Regions from separate parts of the Homo sapiens genome. Here region 1 is linked to region 2. A link is a contact called in ENCODE Hi-C or POLR2A ChIA-PET data. All regions are on one chromosome and are shown on one strand. Each heading gives the region's core, a stretch centred on a gene start or an enhancer-like site at or near the end of the contact. The rest is flanking DNA. Distances are from core to core; before and after follow the strand shown.

The links. Hi-C counts contacts between places; a loop is a spot of excess contacts on that map. ChIA-PET counts read pairs that join two places held with the same protein, here RNA polymerase II (POLR2A). Pooled maps may share reads with other maps.
Region 1: a loop to region 2 is called in a pooled map, with 4 times the contacts of the local background. The contact joins the promoter of SURF4 here to the promoter of SPTAN1 in region 2. A Hi-C loop is called at or near these places in 5 of 50 pooled maps. POLR2A ChIA-PET finds 5 or more read pairs at or near these places in 2 of 52 experiments (CD4-positive, alpha-beta T cell and activated CD4-positive, alpha-beta T cell).

What each region holds. Positions count from the first base shown.
Region 1 is chr9:133,374,810-133,381,618 of GRCh38, forward strand. It overlaps SURF4 (surfeit 4), which reads right to left and starts at 1,251. Exons shown (of 6, transcript NM_033161.4): 1 at 1,113-1,251. The coding sequence starts at 1,160. STKLD1 (serine/threonine kinase like domain containing 1) reads left to right here and starts at 1,557. Exons shown (of 18, transcript NM_153710.5): 1 at 1,557-1,751; 2 at 4,227-4,313. The coding sequence starts at 1,665. RefSeq lists silencers at 676-955, 966-1,205, 1,296-1,795.
Region 2 is chr9:128,550,664-128,557,384 of GRCh38, forward strand. It overlaps SPTAN1 (spectrin alpha, non-erythrocytic 1), which reads left to right and starts at 1,924. Exons shown (of 57, transcript NM_001130438.3): 1 at 1,924-2,033. It overlaps LOC101929270 (a long non-coding RNA gene), which reads right to left and starts at 1,750. Exons shown (of 4, transcript NR_188457.1): 1 at 1,705-1,750. RefSeq lists silencers at 1,568-2,337, 3,887-4,181 and an enhancer at 4,373-4,872.

The DNA.
Region 1 (6,809 bases), core at 1-2,500, 4.8 Mb after region 2:
TTTTTTAAACCACACATATACAAGCCTTCCGATAAGTCTAGGCCTCAGAGTTTGATGACTCACTACCACCTCCAGAAAAATTTAAAAATTTAACCATCACTACTTAAAACTCTAGCAAAGCCACACGAACACATTAAGTAAACCGAGGAAAAAACGGCAAGTGGGCCACACAAGGCTCTCCCTGCGGGGATAAGGCTGTTAATTTGTCGACATAACGGGATTCTTTTAGAAGTAAAAGGCATAAATCTGCGTAACCACCACCACCTTTTGTTTTTGTTTTTTTGTTCTGTCAAGCTTAATCAAGAAAGAGGGAAGGGAGTTGTGTCCCTTCACTTTGTAGGATCGGATCCTGTCCACCCAGTTCCCGAATGCTCTCAACAGTTACCCAACCGCCTGTTTCAAAGGCTTCCCTGTTGCTCAGAATGCCACCTGGACACTTCTGGAAGGAGACTATCAGGGAGATAGGCTTCCCCTCCTCCCAGGCTGTGTACAGGTCCCCACTCAATCCAGCCCAGGGCAGAGTCCAAACGGGGAGGGAGACGCAGACAGGGTCAAAGGGACCCCAAGAGTCCAGCACATCTGGGAAAGAGAAAAGGAAAAGGTGCTGTGGCTTCCTGTAGCTGGGGCGCACGCCAGCGCGCCCCCTTTCCTCTGGGAGGACCCCCGGCCCCCGTTCGTCCCCGAGCTCCCAGCCCGCCTCCGGGAGCCCCAGTGAGAGGAAAAACGTGCGGGGACCCCCCAGCAGCTCCAAACGCCGAGGCGCTCCCCGCGAGCCTCAGACCCGACCCAACGCCAGGACTCGCGCCGCCGGCCCGGGAAGAAACCCCCACAGCCCGCGCCCCGGGCTGGCTGGAGGGTGGGGGCGGCTAGCCAGGCAGGGCGCCGAGGCCCGGGCTCCGGGAGCGGCCCAGCGGGCAGGGGAGACTGGGCCCGGAGGCCGGGTTTGGGGCTGTCCAGCCGGGACAGAGGGCCCGGGCGGGGGGGTCCCCCTGTGGGAACAAGGAGTCAGGGGGCGGCCCGGGCCTGGCGCCCTGCGCTGGGAGGCCGACTCCGGAGCGGCCCGGGCGGCCTGGGTCGGGACCGGGGCCGGGGGAGGAGCCCGCAGGCCGCACCTGGTCGGCGAAGTCCTCGGCCGTGCCCATCAGGTCGTTCTGGCCCATGGCGACGGCGGGAGGCTCGGCTCGGCTCGCTCGCTCGCTCGCTGGCTCTCGCCCGTCGGCGCCCGCACCCGCTGCGGCCTCCACAGGAAGTGCCCGGCGGCCGGCCTCGCTCCGCGTCGGCTGCGGCTCCAGCGGCTGCCACGTAGGCCAAGCCTTAAAGGGGCCGCGCGCCGCCCGGGCCCGCCCCGGTGCGTCTTAAAGGGGCCACGCGCCATCCCCAGCCTCCCGACCCATCCGCTCGAAGCCACGCCCGCCGCGCTCGACGCCACGCCTCTCACGCTGGAGGCCCCGCCCGCCGCGCGCAGGCCCTGCGGTCCCTCCCGGCCCGGCGGAACGCGTCCCTTTTAAGGGGGCGGGGACCTGGGGGTCTGGGGCCAGCGCGCGGGAGGGACGCCTGAGTGCCTCGAGGGCGCCGTTCGGGCGGGGAGGATCCCGCGGGTCCCACTGACCCACGCGGGGTGGGGCCAGGGGTGGACGCTCGCCCGTACGCGGTCGCTACTGATCATGCTTGGGCCAGGGTCCAATCGCAGGCGCCCCACGCAGGGGGAGCGAGGCCCAGGGTCCCCCGGAGAGCCCATGGAGAAGTACCAGGTGCCGAGTGTTCCCTGCGGGGAGGCGGGAGCTCCGTGGGGTAACGGTCGCAACCCTGGAGCTACGGCCGGCGGTTCCGACCGAGGGCGGCGAGGGGCCCGCGCCCTGGCCAGTGTCGGCCTGCAGCTCCTAGGTTGAACCCGGGGGGCCTCCAACGGTGACCTCCTGGGTGCCCTTTGCCACTCAGTTTCCCCCTTTGTGAATTGACTAAGGATTCTCCAGCCCTGGCTGAGTATTTGAGGGCGTGGGGCAGCTCCTCTATCCTTCGTGCCTGGGGTCTGTGCGCTTGGGTCCACCGAGGCAGGACCCCCGGGAACATCCCGAGTACATAATTGGGAGCCCCCAGTCCCCTAAAAACACCCCTGCAGCGTGGGTCTGTGAAAATGTTTGAGACCTAAAAAATTCACAAAACACAAAAGGAAAGCTGCAAAATAAAAGTAAATGTTTAATTAAATGCTTCTATACATGATATATACACTTTATTAAATGTTAGATTCAGCATTTGTGAAAAATGCATTCGCTTGGAAACAGTTTGCGGGTTAGATTTTTGTCACTTTGGAAGAATTGTCTTTGTGTGAGAGGACTATAGGGCGTTGCCAGAGGTGAAGCAGATGAGCTTCTGGTGGCCAGATAATTTTTAAAGTAAAGTTGTTTTTCAGATTAAAAAAAAATAGACGTTTCAGGAATATACCTGCTTTTGGAAAAAAAAATAGACTTGATTCGAGATACGGCTCCATTTTACTGTTTAATTTGCTGCCTAAGCTTGAACGCTCTCACACCAGCTCTGCCCTCAGCCCGCTGTGGCTTAGAACAGCAGTCCCTGGCCGGGCTCGGTGGCTCACGCCTGTAATCCCCAACACTTTGGGAGGCCAAGGCGGGCGGATCACCTGAGATCGGGAGTTCAAGACCAGCCTGACCAACATGGAGAAACTGTCTCTACTAAAAATACAAAATTAGCCAGGTGTGGTGGCGCATGCCTGTAATCACAGCTACTCGGGAGGCTGAGGCTGGAGAATCGCTTGAACCCAGGAGGCAGAGGTTGTGGTGAGCCAAGATAGCGCCATTGGACTCCAGCCTGGGCAACAAGAGCAAAACTCTGTCTCAGAAAGAAAAAAAAAAATAGCAGTCCCCAACCTTTTTGGCACAAGGGACCAGTTTTGTGGAAGACAATTTTTCCACAGATGGAGGCGGGAGGATGGTTTTGGGATGATTCAAGCACATTACACTTAGTGTGCAGTTCATTTCTATTATTATGTTGTAATACATAATGAAATAATTACACAACTCACCATAATGTAGAATCAGTGGGAGCCCTGAGCTTGTTTTCTTGCAACTAGACCATCCTCTCGGGATGATGGGAGACAGTGACGGATCATCAGGCATTTGTTTCTCATAAGGAGCATGCAACCTGGATCCCTCACATGCACTGTTCACAATAGGGTTCACACTCCCATGAGAATCTAATGCTGCTGCTGAGCTGACAGGAGGTGGAGCTTGGGTGGTAATGCGAGCCATGGGGAGCGGCTGTAAATACAGATGAAGCTTTGCTCCACTGCCTGCTGCTCACCTCCTGCTGTGCAGCCTGGTTCCTAACAGGCCACGGACTAGGTTGGGGACCCCTGGCTTAGAATATCCAGTGTCATGAGCAGGCTGCTCACAAGGCTGGATTACAGACTCCTAAGACTTTTATGGGCTCCGAGAGTCCCTAGGCTCAGGCTTCCATCCTCATATCTCCTCCTCTGGGTCCTGCCCTCCCTCCCCCAATCCTCTGATGAATGTCAGCCTCCAGCAATCCCCGGCCCAGCCCCCTGCCCCATAGCACTTGGTCTCTGCACAGAGTTCTGGCTTGGTGGCCATCTCTCCAGATTTGGCTCAAATCACAGGCTCTAAGATCAGACCCCCAGAGTTACCCCAGGCAGTGTCCTGCTTTCTAGTGACATAGCCTCAGGCAAGGACCTAGCTCCTTGTGCCTCAGTTTTCCCCAATGTAAACACAGAGGTAGCAATGGTGTCAACTGCAAAGGGTGGCTGTGAAGTGCTTGGCACCATGCCAGGCACACAATGGCTTCCTGATTGTACCAGTCACAAGATTGGTTACTTTCTTGTTGGAAACCAGTTGGGAGGTGGATGCTGGAAGTTGAGGTCACAGAGGTCTATAGAGAGTGAATAAGCCCTTTTTCTCTGGGAGGTTCTTGCACTTGAGTGCCCAGCTGGTCCTCATTGCAGGTTGGGGGAGGGATACAGGGTTGTAGAAGAGCTCCAGAATCGGCCCCAAATAGGTGAGATCAGAGTTCTGCCATTGAAAGGCTTCTTGCCCTCCTTGGGCCATTTCCTCTATTGCAAGATGGGGTGGAGCCACTTGCTCTGCCAGCCTGACAGGGGAGTTAGCAGGGCCAGAAAAGGAGTTGGAGCTGGGCTTTTGGAAAGGGAAAAGTTGTGTGCATTTCCTGAAAGCTTCTCTCTTCCTTGCTGATAGGTTTTGTACCAGCTGAATCCTGGGGCCTTGGGGGTGAACCTGGTGGTGGAGGAAATGGAAACCAAAGTCAAGCATGTGATAAAGCAGGTAAGAGGCCAAGCCTGTGCATCCCATGCCGGGTGGTTCTGTGACTGTGATTTTCCCCAATACAAGCTCTTCCCATGTTGGAGAAGCTTCCTGATGCGGCAGCTGGATTCCTCGCTGCTGACACTTGCGGAGACTAATCTGGTTGGGGTAGATGTGGGGGTGCGTGAAGCTCTGTCACCTTGATGGGGAAGCAATGCTAATTTTTACTCCAACACCACCACCTCCCACCATTTACGCATCACGTGCTGTATGCCAGGCACTGACTCACTTCATCTCCCGTCAACCCTGTAAAGCAGAAACAATGACCCTGTTTATAGCCAAAGACAGTGAGGCTCAATGCAGCGCCAGACTAGGCAAGGTCACACAATTTCCAAGAGGATTTGAATTCAGGCCACCTCACTGGGGGACACCGTGCTACCCAGTGCTGGGTCACCAGTTTTACCAAAAGGGAGCCAGGCCCAGAGAGGATGGGGACTGGCTCAAGGTCACACAGGGCTAAGGTCACACACCAGGCCCTGAGCCCTTCCACCACACTCCTCACCAGGGCTAGCAGGGCATGGGGAGGTGTAGGCCTGCAGGAAGACAGCCCTTTGTGTGTCCGAGACAGGGAGGTCCAGATCAACAGAGGGACTAGGGTGAGAAAGCTGCTGCAAGAGTCCCTGGCATGCCCTCCTCTCTGTGGTGGTGGCAGGGACCCAGCAGGTTCAGGGCTGGCCATACAGCGGGAGGAGCCTTGTCAGCAGCTGCTACTGGGCCAGGCCTCAGTCCGTACAGCTCCGCAGTCTCACCCTGTATGGCTGGGCCTGGAGTCCTTGCCCCTGCCCTGCTCCCTTGCTGGCTGGCTGTGGGGTTGGCCCCCTTGTCTCACAAGCCACTGGGGCAGTGTGGCTGACTGCCCTCTGAGCAGTTAAGGAGCTTTTTTTTTTGTTTGGAGATGGAGTCTTGCTCTGTCGCCAAGGCTAGAGTGCAGTGGTGTGATCTCAGCTCACTGCAACCTCTGCCTCCTGGGTTCAAGCAATTTTCCTGCCTCAGCCTCCCAAGTAGCTGGGACTACAGGCACACGCTGCCACGCCCGGCTAATTTTTTGTATTTTAGTAGAGACAGGGTTTCACCGTGTTGCCCAGGCTGGTCTCGAACTCCTGGAACTCCTGAGCTCAGGCAGTCCGCCCGCCTCGGCCTCCCAAAGTGCTGGGATTACAGGCATGAGCCACCGCGTCCGGCCTGAGGAGCTTTTAAAAATGTCAGCCATGACTAGGCATGGTGGCTCATCCCTGTAATCGCAGCATTTTGGGAGGCCGAGGCAGGCAGATCCCTTGAGGTCAGAAGTTTGAGAGCAGCCTGGCCAACATGGTGAAACCCCATCTCTACTAAAAATACAAAAATTAGCTGAGCATGGTGGTGGGTGCCTATAGTCCCAGCTACTTGGGAGCTGACGCGGGAGAATTGCTTGAACCCGGGCGGCGGAGGTTGCAGTGAGTCGAGATTGCGCCACTGCACTCCAGCCTGGGTGACACAGCGAGACTCTGTCTAAATTAATTAATTAATTAATTAAATTAAAAATAAAAATATCACCCAATTATTTCTAAATAAAAATTGGGGAAAGAGAGTGTAGGTAGGAGTTTATGGGTTCTTCCAGTCTTTTTTCCTAAGCGTTTGTAAACTTTTTTGGATTCAGGAGAATGGTATCGTTAAAGTTGATAGCATCCTTTTTATATTGCAAACATAGTTTCATGTCATTCCCACAGCCTCCTCCTCTCTTGGCTCTGGCAACTGTGTGGCCTCCCGTCTTGCTTGATGTGCTGTAACTAACCCAAGCCATCCCTATCACATGGGCTGAGCATTGAGCTTGTTCTCAATTTTTCACTTTGTGTAAACAGCTCTGATAAAGATGCTTATGGCATTATGGTTTTGTTTGTTTTTTTGTTTTGTTTTGTTTTGTTTTGTTTAGCATCCATGATTTCCTTAGGAAAAATTCCTAGGAGTGAGATTTCTGGGTCATACGATGTAACTTTTTTTTTTTTTTTTTTTTTTTTGAGATGGAGTTTTGCTCTTGTTGCCCAGGCTGGAGTACAGTGGTGTGATCTCAGCTCACTGTAACCTCTGCCTCCCGGATTCAAGCGATTTTCCTGCCTCAGCCTTCCTGAGTGGCTGGGATTACAGGCACGTGCCACCACATCCAGCTAATTTTGTATTTTTAGTAGACGGGGTTTCTCCATCAACATGGAGAGGATGGTCAGGCTGGTCTCGAACTCCCGACCTCAGATGATCCGCCTGCCTCGGCCTCCCAAAGTGCTGGGATTACAGGCGTGAGCCACCCCACCCAGCCGCTTTTTTTTTTTTTTTTTGAGACGGAGTCTCACTCTTGTTGCCCAGGCTGGAGTACAATGGCGTGATCTCGGCACACTGCAACCCCCTTCTCCCAGGTTCAAGTGATTCTCCTGCCTCAGCCTCCGAAGTAGCTGGGATTACAGGCATGTGCCACCACGCCCGGCTAAT
Region 2 (6,721 bases), core at 674-3,173:
CCTGCCCCTCAGTCCCAAGGTGCTTTCTTTGCTGGAGCAGAAGGTCTTGGAAATTTTAGGGAGCTACAATTGTGTTAGCCATTTTGTACCCAGAGCTGAATATCTGATCAAACATTTTACTGCAACCTGCTGGAGAAGAGGCCACGGATACCATCAGCTGTTCTCAGAAATGCACACTCCAGGGAGGAGTTGCTCAGCGCTGTTTTCTCTACATAGAAGATTGCAGGAAATGCCTCTCAGCTCCTACGTTTCTCCTACACAGATTCTCTAAAGCAGCTTCTGGGGTGTGGTCACTGCTTTTCTCTCCACTCCAATGGAGTGAGTGGGTAGGGAAATTTTTCCTCAGTATCATGGCTACAGCCAGGACAGCTTAGAAACCGTATTGCAGGTCCCAGGCACGGGGAAAGAAGCCAAACTGCAGAGGGCCAGGAAGCTCAGGGCCAGGTCTGGGCCCAGATTCTGGTGCAGTGTCCAATGACTTTATATTTATTTAAAGAGGAGAGCTGCTTGGTAACCAGGAGGCTGAAGCCTTCCTAAGCTGCAGAGCTCCCCGTCTGCCTGACTGCACAGGAATGATCTGGGTGTTACTCCCAGTGGCTGCGGCCCAGCTGTCACCGGAATGGGGATAGGGAAAGGGCTTCCTAATCCAGGGCTTCTGGCTACAGAGTTTAGAGCCAGGACCTTAAACTGCTAGGACTTTAAGTATCAGAAATTCTGAGAATCTTATTTTTCTCTTTCTGCACCCCAGCAGCCACCCGCATCAAAATGCCTCCCTTTCCTATTTGAAGGCAATACACATACGGTTGCAAAGGGAAGGTTCTGACTGCTGAGATGTAAATCCTAGCTCTTCCAATTGGTAGCTGCCTGACCTGGGCCAAGAGACTTAGCCTACATGAGCATTATGTAAGAGTGCCCATTTGTAAAATGGGAAAACATCTCATAAAATTATTGCAAAGATTAAGAAATGAAAAGGTAACACGAAATACTTAGCATAGTGCCTAGTACACAAGGCAAGTTCGATTAATTGTGCCAGAAAGAACCTTAATGTCTTGTTTATGAAATAGGATGAATGTAGCCTATTCCACTGGCGACCTGTGAGAAAGCTTTTGTTGCAGGAATGTAAGAAATTATTATTTTGCCGCTGCCGTTTCCTCCCCCATAATCTCCAAGAACATAAGAAATTAACTCTCCAAATCCCAGAATGACAGCTTTATGCCCCAAATTAGTCGACTTAATTTTTTTTCTGATTCGGATTTGGCCTTTTCCTCTCACCACCTCCTCAAACCCGGGGCCCCAAATCATCCGCGTCTTCTTGACCCCAGCCCCCACCGAATTAGGCTGACTTGGGACCCCAGCGCCAGCCTCCTCCTCGGGAAAGTGAGCAGGAAGAGACGCACTCGGGTGATCTCACCCTTTGGGACTGGGCGTTTTTCCGGCCGGGGCGCGCAGCATCCCCAGCCAGACTGCAGCGATACCCCCGCCCCGCCCTTCTCCGCAGTCCTGGAAGAGCTCCCAGGGCGGAGTGGTGCGATGCAGACGACTGTCCGCAGGGCGGGCGGTGGCGGGGCGCAAGCTGCGGGGAGGGAGGTGAGGCGGGAGCGTCTCTACCGCCAGGGCGTAGGCAGTGACCTCACTGCACCATCACCCCTCACCCCTTGCGCGCGCCCCATTTCCCCATCCTCCCGCGGCCCGCCCCTCGCTCACCTCTTCCCCCGCATTGTCGCTTCGGCTCCTTCCGGGATCGCTCGGCCCTTTCCGCCGGGCGGTCGGGCGGCGAGCCGGCGGGAGCACCGCCCCCTTTGCTCCGCCGGCGCGCTCCCCCACCCCTCGCGCAGCGCCGGGGCGCTTCCCCCGGCGCTCGCGCCCGCCCGCCGCGGGAGCGCGCGTAGCCGCTTATAAAAGAGGCGGGGCGCGCGCGTCGCCGCCACTACCCGCTGCGGAGTGAACGGTGTGGAGCGGAGGCCGCGGAGGCTCCTCGGTCCTTCAGCACCCCTCGGCCCGACGCACCCACGCCCCTCACCCCCCGAGAGCCGGTGAGAGGGGCAGCCGGGGAGCTCCGGGAGGGAGCGGGGCCCCGGGCAGCCGACCCCCGGGTGGGAGCTGGGCAGCTCTTCAGGCGGGGCGGGGCCGGCGCGCGGACAGGTGAGCCGGGCGGGCCGCGGGGCTGCCTCCATTCGGCTGAGTGGGGGAAGCCGCTGCCGCTGCTTTTGTGGCGCGTGGGCTGCGGAGGAGCAGCCGGGCCGAGGCTCGGCGCCGCCGCTGGAATGTCACTGACGGGGGGAGGGGGCGCGAGGCCGCCGGGTCCCTCCCAACCACCCCCAAGCCTGGCTGCGGCGCGGCCCTGCCCTGCCCCATCCGGCTGCGGCAGGTGGGTGGGGGCTCCCTCGTCGGGATCTTCGCCAGCCGCCTCCCTGCAGAACGCTCCCCGCACCGCCCCCGGTCCCTTCCCTCGGCCGGGAGCGACTTCTGCAGCTCGTTCTTCCGAATCGCACCAGCAATGCCGGCCAGCCGTAGAGGGAGGAAGAGCCCGGGGAGCCCGAGCATAGCGTAAACGGCTCTCTGACCTTAATTTCATCCTGCATGGCGAATCTCTGCCGTCTCTCTGAACGCAGAAGGGTCTGAGACTGGCCGTCTCCTTTTCTTTCCTTGTAATAAACATTTTTCTTTCTTCCTAGTTGTGATTTGCTTGTAAATAATAGGTAAATGCAGTGCTTGCATGGTATGTGGCTCAAATCAAATAACTTAATAGCTTAGCGTTCTTGTTTGTGTGTGTGTTTCCTGGGACTGGGTCTTTCGAGTCGAGATACAGTGTCAAAAATTCTACCATACCACTGTTGAATGATAGAACAGTCTTTTGTTTGAAAGCTGTCCCTGAGAATTTGATTAGACGCTTCCCCTAGAACATCGCTTTCAAAAGTCTCTGATGTACTAGAGTAAAATATATTTTAAATAAGCGCCTTGTTAAAAGTTGAATATGTTTTAAATGAAAAGCCTAAATAGCTCAGAAAGCTGGGTTGAGATGATGCTTGAACTGTTCCAACATCTAATCAGATCTCTTTTATATAATAGATCCTAAAATATTTAAGCCCTTTGTTCTGTCTTCATCATGTTATTTTAGAAAAACTTACCATCATGGCTGTTCGGGAAGAACAGGAGAGAGGCCATATGAAGTATTTTCATAATGTGTTGAGAAATTGCGTCGTCATAGCAATTGGCCTTAAGTAAAACAGAATGTATCAAAGATGGAAGGGTGGGGGTGTCTTGGAGCCAGGAAACAGAAAATCTTGGAAATAGCAGGAGGAACACTCAGCTATATGAAGCCATTGAGTCAAGGTTCCGACTCCTTAACTAGTCGTTTATTTTCCCTTTCATTGCAGCTAACTAATGTCTTAGATTTTGAAAGGTCAAATTGAATGTGCTGCGGAGGAAAAAAAAAGTGCTGCAGTAAAGGCCTCTGTGCAGGAAATTAACAATAAGCCTTTTTTAGTAACTGGGCCAATAATTACTCAAAGGGACCCTCAAAGTGTGTTAACTGTTATCCAGGGACCTTGATGGAGAGACTGGAAAGGAGGATTTTTGCTTCATCCTGGACAAGTGTGAAGCAGTTCTTATGGCAAACCATCAGCCTAGTAACTGATTCTCTGATATGCTTTGGTCTTGGCAGTGTGTTTTGTAGTCATCTAATAATTGGAGAAATCTGGTATGTCACAGGCTGCAGTGTAAGCCTGTCAAGCAATATGATGAAGAGGTGCACATGGGGAGAGCTGTTTTAAGTATGTCTTTTGGTTCCCTGGGTTAGAATTTTTTCTGCTTTTTCTTACCTGCCTTCATCCAAAGTTGGGGGTCAACTGCAGATCCTGAAAAGTGGATCTCAGGAATAGTCCCCCATGTCCTGTCACTGCTGAATCTACACTAAGAATGGACAAGTGTGTTCAAGGCTGGCCTGCCTTTGTAATCAGTCCTCCGTGGGCTATGCAGGGATCCCACTAGTTACGCACTCATCTGTTGCAGCATATCAGCTGCGGCTGTACTGTAGAAGAATGCAACGCCCTAGTGGCAAATGCTGACTCCAGGAATGCGGAGGAGGAGGAGGACTGCATAGCTCATCACTGGGGGCCACTTGACTGGAGCAGCTGTGCTGCAAACCATCACCTCTCTTCCACCTTTTTTGCATATTCCTCTTGTACCAATTTTGAACAGGAAATAGTATTTTGTAAAGTAAGTGTACTGGCAAACTAGGCCCAAGTCAGATCTTTGTGGCTTGAGTTCTACTTTGTGGCAATTTCATGAAGTCATGCTCTTTTATTGCTGAATGGAAGGGGATTTAGGAATCATCTTGTCCTGGGATCCTCAGGAGGAAGGCATGTTTAGTTTGAAAAAGTATATTCGGTATTATTACTTTAACAAGTGGGGAAATTGAGGCCCCAAGGAGAATGAGACTTGACCAGGGCAGCATATCTAGAAAGTAACTGCCAAGACCTGGGAACCTTGGTTCTCCTTCCACATTTTAAATCCCTTGTGGGATTTAGACGCTATACAGAATGTCAGAGAGAAGACACTGAAAAAATATCTGAAATTGGATTTTTAATCTGTATTCATATTTTTTAAATAATCTGTTTTCTTCATGATTTTGTTCCGTTTGCCCTTAGAAGCTTGTTATCTTGCTCTTCCCCCTCCCTCTTTAGACTCCACATTCCTCCATCATGTTGTCATCGTTTCGTAAACGCAGAGTCCAGGTATTTGACGAGCATGCAGAAAACGGGTTGCCTTTTTGGTTTTGCCTGGCTTGCAGTGAAGGCATATTCGTGTCAAAGAGGTTGAATGATCCAAAGAAAGGGGGAAAAAAACCCTGCCTGCATGACGTTTCTGTTAAACAAATTGGTTAGGATTTGTTTGGGGTTTTTTGGTGTTAAATTATCAGAAGTATTAGTAAATTTACTTGAAAATTTGCAAAGCCTTTTTTTTTTTTTTTTTTTTTTTAACCTCCCTCTCTTTCTCTTTAAGGCATGAATATATTAATTTCTTACCACCATTCTGGTGTTTGCATGTAGTGTTTGCTGACTTTTTATTGGTGGCTACTTGGTTTTTAAGAACCAAGGGACTAAACATATTATCCTAGATATTTGGAGAAAATAATCTGAAAATACATAGTAAAAATTGTGTTTTTAAAATTTGACAAATATTGTAAACTTGGGTTTGTTTCCTGTTGCATTGACTTCTTCCACCACAATTTCTATAATAGAGCTTACCTTTTCATGTTTAAAAAATAGCTCTCGGGCTGGGTGCGGTGGCTCATGCCTGTAATCCCAGCGCTTTGGGAGGCTAAGGTGGGTGGATCACTTGGTCAGGAGTTCAAGACCAGCCTGGCCAACATAGTGAAACCCCATCTCTACTAAAAATACAAAAAATTAGCCGGGTGTTGTGGTGGGCCCCTGTAATCCCAGCTACTTGGGAAGCTGAGGCAGGAGAATCGCTTTAACCGAGGAGTTGGAGGTTGCAATGAGCCGAGATTGCACCATTGCACTCCAGCCCAGGTGACAGTGCGAGACTCTGTCTCAAAAAAAAAAATTAAAAAACAGCTCTCTTTATATGTTTTCTTTGTGTACAGTCTTTGTTTTCTAAGTCGGACCTTTTTCACAAAAAAAAAATTTAGTATCTTGATATCCCAAAATAAAAAATATAAACATTGGAAATTTCTAGTGTTTATAGGTGATAAATCCAAGGCAGGCCTTTTTATAAATCAGATGAGTTATTTACTTAAATGAGGTTTATAAAAATGGGCCACATTATAACCATTTCCTGTTTTGAGTCATAGTAACAATAAGGAACTTAAATACCTCTCATCTGAATTTTGCAGGTTAAAAGGTAAGTAGCAGCAAGATAGTATTTGGGAAGCAATCAGAAGTAAGTTTTCTCAATATTGCTCTGCATTTCTGGATTTTGATGCAATGCAGTATGAATCTTTTGCTTTCTTAAAGCTAAGTCCCTGCTCACCTCTGCAAAATTGCGCTAACAAGTTGAAATGAATTAATCAGTTTGAAGGCTGACATGCTGATCCACAATCCTGATTGGAATGTGGTTTAAGCAAAAATATTTGTTGTTTTTATTTATGGTGTTCAGTCATCCTTTATGTATTATTGACCTCTCTGCTTACCATCAAATCTGCCACTAAAATCTGCAGCTAAGCTGGTTTTGAGTTAATTTTGTTTGATCTGAGAATCAACTGGTATACAATTTTATGAGTGCTAATCAATTCTTTGGTGGTTTGTTCTTAGGGAAGCCCTTCCACATCCATGGATATAGTTCTCTTGCTTTGCAAATCTGAAATTTGGTAATAGGCTGGCATCCTAAGCCACGGAAAAAAGACATTGTTGGTTCTGCACATTTGGGTTCTGACTAAGCAACAAAAGCAACTGATGAATGGTTTCTATGATCTTTTGCTTTGGGTGATGTTTATGAATTTTTCCATAACCAAATGACCAAACGACCCGTTCATCCTGTTAGTCCCTAAAAATCCCTTTCTTGCAAAACTGTATGTCTAGTGGTGTCCTGCCTGAGAATCAGAATTCATTTTGTAGTATTCCAAATGTCTCTTACATCCAGTGCATTCAACTTGCTGAAAGAATGGCAATCCCAATGCTTTGTTTTTAATAGAGACTCCTTTCAGCTTCACTATAATTTTTTTCTCTCTTTTGGGATTCCATAGAGAAACTGACTGCAC